Regions from separate parts of the Mus musculus genome. Here region 1 is linked to region 2. Evidence: chromatin contacts called from ENCODE POLR2A ChIA-PET data. All regions are on one chromosome and are shown on one strand. Each heading gives the region's core, a stretch centred on a gene start or an enhancer-like site at or near the end of the contact. The rest is flanking DNA. Distances are from core to core; before and after follow the strand shown.

Region 1 (4,381 bases), core at 338-2,837, 68 kb before region 2:
CTGGGATTCAAGGCATGCACCACCACGAAGGATGCGTTTTTGCACAAACTATTCAGAATTCTGTCCTTCCAAGATTTCAAAATCATGCATGCATGAGGAGCCAGTCAAGTGGCTGTCTTCTCAATCCAGACATATAAAGGACCCTGTCCAACACCTTGTAAAGGATTTCAGCATCGTATTCTCTGACTCACAAACTCACTTTCTTTACTGAGAATAAATCAACTAAGTGTAACCTGTCCCTTCAAGAGGTGTGGCTTCAAGTTGCAGTCATTAACCGGGCAAGGCTGGAATTAAAGACATGTGCCACCATCACCAGACTTCTAACAGACTTTTAAAAGCACACGAGAAGAATGTATAAGAGAAGCAAGTCAGGGAATTTTTGTACCACACAGCTAGAGGTTTTTTTAAAGAGACATTTTCTGACTTACGCCATAAGGAAAAAGAATCTATCACACTCACTTCTGAATCTTCTGCACTTTCATAATCGGAAAGAACAGCTGAAAGGAAAAGACAAATTATGTGATATGTAATAACATAAACGTTTGTTACTACATTTCTGACAGTTCGTTTTGGGCCAGGCAAACATCCTCACTTAATTTGTGGACGCAGCAACTTTCTGGGGCAGATAAAATTATAGTTTCTGTTGACAGATGGAGAACTTTGGGACCACACTGACGAAAAACTATGCTGTTGTCAGGTGTTATTCTAAGTCACCACAGTGCACTCAATCTGTCACCTTCCAAAAAGGAACCAAACCAAACAAGCATGCTCATCATCACCATGACACAAACGCCACTCCCGGGGAACGCTCTCCAAAAACCCCTAACAAACCGAGAAAGACCCAGTGTAAGATATACATGGCCTTAATTTACATCCACAAGAATTCAAGATAAAGTAAAATTACTCACCATCTCCTTCCATGCCATCTTCACTCTCCTGGGAGGAAGAAGATCACACAGGTTAGAGTTGGTGATTTCCAGACGCGGGGAGCCCACCCGCAGATAACCGTGAGGGACGACTGAAGAATCAACACAGATGGTTGGGTAGGAATATGGGGCAAGATAAATCTTCAGAAGTCACATCGAGAATGGCGGTTCTCTACATCCCAGCCCCAGTTTCCGTGTAAACATTGCACGCCCTGAGCTCAGAAACCACCCAGTCCTCCTTCCCCGGGGCTCTGGGTGGATGCAGATTCGCAGCGGGACAACCTTTCTTTCCCTCTAAGAGGAGGCCCGGCATCTCACAGCATCTCCAGCCCGCCCCCTGCCGGGTCGCCGCCCTGGACCGCCCGCCGCTCACTCACACACTCAGACTCCTCGGCGCTCTTGGCGCCCCCGCTCTCCACCCGCCGCAGGTGAAGGCCCCCGCCGCGGCCGCCGCGCTGAGAAGGCAGCGAGCCACTGCCGCCGCCTCCGACGCTCCCGCTGCAGCTGCCGCCGCCCCGCGCCGGAGAGCCGCTGTCGGAACCCGAAGCCCCGGATTCCTCGTCCTCCGTGTCCTGGGAAGCGCGCTGCCGCCGCCGGTCCGCCATCTTACGGAGAACGGCCACCGCTGGTCAGCTCCTTACGCACCACGCCCGCCGCGGAGGCTGCCGGGAAGCTCGAGACTCCGGAGTCCCAGCGTGCTTCACGTCCAGGGAGGGCCGCCCTTCTTTCCGCGGGGCGGGGCCTGCACCCTGCGGCACGTTTTCTGGAGAGCGAGATGACGTCTGTCGGTGATGTAAGGAGGCGTGGCCTAGCGCTTTATTTCCCCACACCCCCACACCCCTAGCCCCGGCGGGCGGAGGGCGCCTGGGAGCGGGGCTATTGCATCCTCTTCGGGTTCTTAGCTCGGCCATCTTGGACTTTCCTTGGGGAGGGTTTCGAGCTCTTCTAGCTCCAGTGCGACGTTGGAGCAATTGCATGATTTTCGTTTTCCATTGCTCGCTTTCCCCTGAATTCTATACAGAACATTTTACTGTATTCCTTCGCATGGTTAAAAATCACGAGTCCAGGTGAAAAAGCCTTTAGTCCTGCGTCAGTTGCCAGCTCTTCACCTCAGTCTAAATTTAGGGGAAAGGAGAAACTGCAGTGGGGACAGAACTTAGTATTGCGGTGTTTCCTGGGTGTATTCAAAATCTCCTTTCTCCATGTGTCTTCCTAACCTAGTTATCTCATTTTGAGAACTGAAGGTTGGAAGGACACTAGTCTTACTATGCTTTTAAAACATCAGAGCTGGATCACCCTTGACTAGTTAAGAGGCTAGTTTTGGACCCTCTCTGCCCCTTCAATGTCTCGAGGTATTAGTTTCAAATCCTGGTGCATTGTTACTCTACAGAGAATGCTTTGGGTATGCATTTATCAGCAGTGAAAGAAAACTCAGCACAACTACCTTGCAGCAACATATAGTTTGTAAGCTAATTTATTACTGCATATTGTTAATATACATCAAATAGATGAGTTAAGAGGACTCTGAGCTGTTTTCATAAATAGCTAAAGGTCCCCACTGCTTACCAGATCTATAAACAGTATGAGACTCCAAGGAATCATGACTGTCTGCAGGGACTGATTCAACTGGTGACAGGTGGCCAAATGTATCATGGAGTTCAGCTCCAGAAACAACTGCCTGAACTCAAAATGGAGGATGCATGATTTAATAAGTGTGAAAGGCATAAGAATCTTATCCATCACAATCTAAAATGGTGCAGCAAGACTGCCAAGTTGAGTGTCTAAATAAGGACAAGGATAGCATGCCACTTTGTCCTTTAGTTGTTTGGTCGGAATCCAGCTTGGGATGTTTTTTTTCTTTTTTCTTTTTTTTTTTTTTTTTTAAGAAAATCTATGACCTCAAGCTAGCCTTTTCATCACTCGGGACCCACCAGCTTCAGCCTCCCCAGATGCAGGCTATGAGGGGACAATACCTGTAATCCTGCTCTGGATCCTACTTTCTTTTGTTTTTTGAGACAGGGTCTCATGGAAGCTAGGCTGATCTTGAACCTGGGGCTCTCCTGGCTGTGTGGGTGCTTGGGATAGCAGTCCTCCTGAGAAACAGTTGTGAGAAACGGTCAATGTTTAGCATGAATAGACAGATGGTCTGGGGTCCCACATGAGTCTTATTAGAGAAGTAAGGAGCTAAGAGATTGATCTTTCTATATCATTGTAGTCACAAAACAAGAGCCAGTGCTTTCAAGTTACAATGAGGGTTTTCAAGCATACAGAAGATGTGTGTAGGAAGACACTGTGGTCAAGCGGATCTGGACTTCATTTATCTGGACTGATATCCAGGGAAAATCATGTATCAAACACTGAGTAGGTGACCTATAAAGTCTTGCCTACAAGCTTTGTAATTTGCCATTTATGTGTAAGGAAGGGCTCAGGACAAAGGAACATACAGACACACGCTAGAGTCTGACACAATGGATGAGCCCCTGATTAGAAGGGCGGTGATGTATTTCTCTATTTCACTTGGGTTAATATGAAGATTCTTTCCCATTCTTTCATATATACAAGCAGATATAATGTTTCCCAACAAATCTAATAAAATGAGGCAAAAGTTCAAAAGTTAACGGCCACAATAGTTTATTTACAATTGAACTCTTTATAAGATATTTACAAGACAGCCGACTTTACACATCAGAAATGGTATCAAAAGTATGAATTACAGCACAGACAACGATATGAAACGGGCATAAAATAAAGCTGAGGTGGAGAGACAAGCAATTTCTCTTTTAATTTATTAACACTAGCTTAAACTTTGTTAAAGAAAGAATAAGGAACTATGTTTTCAGAGAAGTGCAGGGCCTCTCTTTCTGCTGAAGACTGAATCTCACAGTGTTGTACCCCACGGAGGGGAAGCAGGTGACTCCCCACGCTCCTCACTGTGCTCTCACCCCAGCCTCCTCAGCATCCCCAAACCAAAGGACATCTAGGAGAGGACATAACCAAATAGTAGGTCCTCAGGGAAAGGAGAACCAAAGCAATAGAATCCACTTCAGTCCTGCCAGATAGCACCTCATGGATTCCTCTCAGTCTAGCAAAAACAGGATCTGAGGACTCCTCTGTGTAGGGCAGAAACCTGGTGGTTAAATCTGTTAACCCATACCCAAATTAGGAATCTGACAAATCTCGTTGTCAAGAAGAAACTGAGAGGGATCAAGAAACGAAGTAAAGAGACAACTGATTGAGGTTATTATTTTTGAGGAGCATGTTATAAAGAAACAACACAGGTCAGAGTAGGAGCACTAAACAGTTGGCCTCATTAAAACAACAACAACAACAACAACAACAACAATCTGGCCCAATCTTTCTAGCTATATCCCCATCCCTAAGGTGTGAGATGAGAGCCCCTAGCGGAGAAGTCCCCTTTCTCTCTACATCCTCGCTGAGGTGGTTTATGGCAGCTT
Region 2 (4,677 bases), core at 1,808-4,307:
CCACCGAATTGACTAAGGTTCCCTGGATGGGCCTGCCAGCTTGAGGGTCAACACAAGCAGCAGTCAGTCCTATTCCCCTTCCCTCCCCATTCCCAGCCCTTAAAATTTGCTGGCCAGCCACAGCTGCAGCGCTGAGGAAGCGCAGGATGTCCTGAGCAGCCAGCTGAGCACCCCCCCATACTGACCCCAGAGGAAGGCTGGGGGGGGGGGATGTTGTGCAGAGGGCCTGAATTTGAGTATTAACAACTGGAAAAGTATGTAGAATGTTGCTGCCAGCTCTAAGAAAAGAGGCTGTGGCAGAAACAGAGAGGAGCGCAGGGGGAGAGAGAGAAAAAAACGTTACAAAGTGGCAGGGACACAAGGAGAGCCAGACACCCCAAGACAGCAACTGAGAGAGACAGAGTTAAGAGAGAAATTCCAAGTCAAAAATACACCTCACTCACTCAGCCACTTGCCAGCTTACGCCTCCTAAGGAAAGCTTCCAGGTTTGGACAGGAGGGCCAGAGGTGAGAAAAGGGGTGGATTCGCAGTGGGAGGCAAACATTCAGCTGGGGACAACTTAGGGTCCCCAGGAAAGGCCCAGCCAAATAACCCCATGCAGAGGCAGTCAGGTCCACACTGGCTTACAGGCTAGGGATGAGAGGGCCAGAGAGCCACTCCCAACTCTTCTCCAGACGCCCCTCCCCCAGCAACCAGGACAAACCCAGCTGCTGGAAGTCACTGGACCCTGCTGCAGGGCTGTGACTCGGCCCTCTGGAACCCCCTTGCACCCACTTTGCTCTTGTTTCTCTGTCTCTCTAAAGAGGAGGGGGAAGCCCATTGCTACACAGTGCCTGAGCCTAAAAGATAGCAAGAAGCCAAAGGGAAAAAGTCTGTGATTATGTGCATTTAAGTGCATTCCTGCCCCAGCTACAATGTATCGAGCTACAGGGTTATCTGGACACTGCCAGGTGGGACTTGTGACTGCAGCCGGAGCCCTTGGCACGGCCTCTGCACCTGTGAGACTAGGTGTAAAGACGTGCACCTGTGCCTGGAGTTCCCACAGTCAATCAATTAACAAGTGTTTACAGAGCTCATAGTGTGCTCGGCTCTGGGTGGGATCCAGGGCTCTTCTAGAGATTCTCCCATGTCTTAAGGAGCTTGCCATCTAGTAACGGGGTGGTATAGCAAGTGACAGTAATGAGACTCTATTATCAGGACTGCATGCTTTGCGCCATTATGCAGAAGGGTCTTTTAATACAGATAAATTTGATTTTCTCGGTAGCAGAGATTTTATTGTCTATAGAACCTCACTCAGCTCCCCAGCCAAATCCAGGAAAATACTTGTTGCTAAGTTCTGTACACATGTATTGATGTGTAGCTTCGGTTGTTTGTTTGTTTGCTTGAGTGACAGTGATCGTCATGGCAAGCAATGACGGCTACATGACTGGACACATGTGAACATGTGTGTGTTTCTGAATGACAGGGTCTTTTATGATTGTGCGACTGTGTCCAATTGCTGTGTGTGTGCATGTGTGCATGCATGCATTCGATAGTGACTTTCTCGGTGTGGGTGACAATGACTCCTTCTTACCCCTGTGTGACAGCATCTCCCTGTGATCCTATGCGTGGGTATGTGCATAGGCCGTCTCTCCGCCCTGCTCTTGGTCTCCCGTGGGTGTGTCCCACCCTTTGAGCTCCACTCTGCAGTGGAGGCCTGCCTCTTCCCTTGTCCCCATGTGGGTGTGTCCAGCAGCTCCTGTCCTTGAATCTGCCTGGATGTCCCCGAGTGAGCATGTAGCTGTCTGTGTAGGCATATCTGTTGTCTGCATGTCACCTTTGCCTCCCCCTTCATCTTGGACAATGGCCCCCTTCATCCCCTCCCCCTCCTGGGTCCAGAGCCAGCATTCAGGGGCAGGCCTCCCGTCTCCCTGGCTTTCCTTCTGTGTGCTCCCCCCTCCAGTCCCTAAAATGGGTGGCTCTCTTCATTGCCTCTGACATCTTCCCAGGCCTTCTTTTCACACTGGACAAGGGAGGGCCCAAGATAGAAAAGGGGCACCAGAGACACGTTGCAAGGGAGGGAAACGGGGAGCATGCACGCGCGCGCGCGCGGACACACACACACACACACACACACACACACACACACACACAGAACACGGGTCCATTTCTTCCTCTCTTCCCCAACCACAGGCCAACAATTCTCCTAATCATCTAGGGACCATCAAGTACACCCCCACTACTACAAGCTCACACTCCCCCCACCCCACCCCACCCGCCGCGTTTTTGCAATTAGGAGTGTTGCAACCAGAAAGCCATGCTCAACTGGAGAGGTGGGGAGGGGAGGGGGGCTTCTCTCTCCTCCAGCCCATGCAAGCCCCTCCACCCTGCCGCACCCACATTGCCCTTCCTAGCTAGAGACAGCTTTGCAAAGGCCATTCGGTCTCTTTGGCTGGGGGGGTGGGGGGACACGACAAGCTTCTGGCACACCGTAAACAAACCGCGGCGGGGCGGGCGGGGGAGCCTCGGCAGGCAGCGGGGCCCAACCCGGGAATGCGCAGCAGACCGGCCGGACAGAGGCCGGGGCGGGCCCTCGAAGGGGAGGCCCAGACGCCATCTCCCTGGGCGAACCCCGGGGCCCACCGACCACTTAACAGCACCTTCTTTCCCCAGGGCGTAAGTGGCTAGCTCTCGGGCTGTGACAGGGTCACCCGGGCGCCGGAAAAGACTGAGGTCGGCGGCGGGAACCCCCTGGGCGCCCCCAGCCCGCCTCCAAGCTGGCCAGAGACCCGCGGCTTTGCATAATCAATCGCGATGCATTTGCATATTAATGCCCCCTTGCTCCCTCCTCCTTACCTCGGCTTGGCGCGCTGGTCCGAGCTGAGCAACGACGCGGGGGTCTCAGCGCCCCGTGCCGGGGGCGTCCATGGGGGGCCGGTGGGGCCCGGGCCGCCCGCCTCCAGCGCCGGGGTGTGAGTGCGAGTGAGCGCGGGGGGGCGGGGGGCGAGTGTGGCGGCCCCGCGGCTCCTCCGGCAGAGGCGGCGGCCGCTCTGGCTCCTCCCTCCCCCGCCCCGCTCCGGCTGGGGCTCCAGCTCCGCGCGCCCGGCCGGCTCGCGGCTGCTCCCTGCAGGCCGCCTCGCAGTCGCCGGTCCCCGCCCCTCGCCCCCCGCCGCTCCCCAGCTCCTGGCCGGCCGCCCCGCAGCCCCTCTACCGCCTTGGCCCCTACCAGGCTCAGACTCGCCCACCTCACCCCCGCCCCCCCTACGGCTCCATCCAGGAGCGACGGTCGGTGACACGTTTTGAGAAAGATGTCATTTTCAAATAAAATAGCTTTCATTTGCGAGGAGAATTGGGGGAGGGGGGTTCTGGTTTGCACCCTGGGGTAGGGGGAGAAGGACCGAGGAGATCACTGCACCTTATAAATCCGGGAGGAAGTCCAGATACCAAACGCTAAGGGTAGTTTCAGAGTTCGGGTCCCTTCTTTGCGAACAACTCCCTGTGTGACCTTGAACACATTACAGCATCCAGGGTAAGAGCACAAAATCCAAAGGTTGGACAGGTTACTTCTGAAATCCTCCTAACTTCAACCATCCTATTTCTAGCCGTTTTGGAGGCTCGTTCCACATTGTGCCTCCTCTCTCGTTTCTAACATTAATGCTGAATCCACTGTCTCCTCTTGCAAACGTCTCTGTTCTCCATGGAAGCTCTTTCTAGTCACTGCCCACCAGCCATTCCCCAACAATATACTCCTATACTAAGCTTGGGGAATGGGGGTGGACAAGACTCGCTACAGCCCCTTATCTCCCAGCTTCTCAGAGGTGATATTTCCTCTCCTGTGTATACCATCAAAATCCAAATGGTTCAAGGGCCAATCTAAGCAACAGAGTGGCTGCAAATAGGTGGACTCCTTTTCTCAAAGGAGAGGTCTCCATGCCAGTTCCGGACCCTTGCGCGCGCACGCGCGCGCACGTGCGCCAACCACACACACAAAACACACAACACACACACACACACACACATACACACACACACCTGCATTCGTGGACATAAAACCCTGCCAGTGACGCCAGAGCCCCTTTCATCTTGGGATCTACTACCGCCAGGCAGAGGTCTAATTACCCTAGCACCCCCCTCTGGCCCCGCCGGTTCCCCCGCTATCATTAGCCCAGTTTTACCAGCGGGGGCCATAGCCTTCCCACGGCTCCCAGGGCGGAGCCCTGCCTCCACAGCCTGCTCTTGGGGAGGAGCCAGAGAGTGTGTCTGGGGAGCTGCTCTTCTAACCGTTCAGTTCATACTGGATAGAATCGTTTGCTGAGTGGGTTGCTGACCAACAGTCTCTCCAAGTTGGGCTGCCCTTGCACATCTTAGTTCCAGCCACCTACATCCTGAGCCAATGGACTCACTTCTCTTACAAGGGGTTTTAAGGGTTTACAAGGGATGAGGAGAAGGGAGAATGCCTCTCGTGGGGCTCCCGATAGGGAAGGGACAGGAAGCTGGATGAGGGAGGAACGAAGTGGAAGCCTACGGTTACTGGGGATGGCAAGGGGGACTGAAGGACACACACAATGGTTGAAAGAAGCCTGCACTGTACAGCGGCAGCTGCAGTGGGGAAATTGAGGCTCCAGTGTGCAGAGTCAGCAAACAGTAAATGAACCAGCTCAGTCCCGGCTCCCAGCGGACATGCAACAGCTGTAGTGT

What was found. ChIA-PET counts read pairs that join two places held with the same protein, here RNA polymerase II (POLR2A).
Region 1: POLR2A ChIA-PET joins it to region 2 with 19 read pairs in embryonic stem cell. The contact joins the promoter of Casc3 here to the promoter of Thra in region 2. POLR2A ChIA-PET finds 5 or more read pairs at or near these places in 4 of 5 experiments (Patski and embryonic stem cell).

Annotation. Positions count from the first base shown.
Region 1 is chr11:98,807,014-98,811,394 of GRCm38, reverse strand. Casc3 (cancer susceptibility candidate 3) reads right to left here and starts at 1,587. Exons shown (of 14, transcript NM_138660.2): 1 at 1,304-1,587; 2 at 909-936; 3 at 460-497. The coding sequence starts at 1,531. Gm12359 (predicted gene 12359) reads left to right here and starts at 1,306. Exons shown (of 3, transcript NR_033551.1): 1 at 1,306-1,719. Msl1 (male specific lethal 1) reads right to left here. Exons shown (of 9, transcript NM_028722.3): 9 at 3,536-4,381.
Region 2 is chr11:98,740,165-98,744,841 of GRCm38, reverse strand. It overlaps Thra (thyroid hormone receptor alpha), which reads right to left and starts at 3,057. Exons shown (of 10, transcript NM_001313983.1): 1 at 2,836-3,057.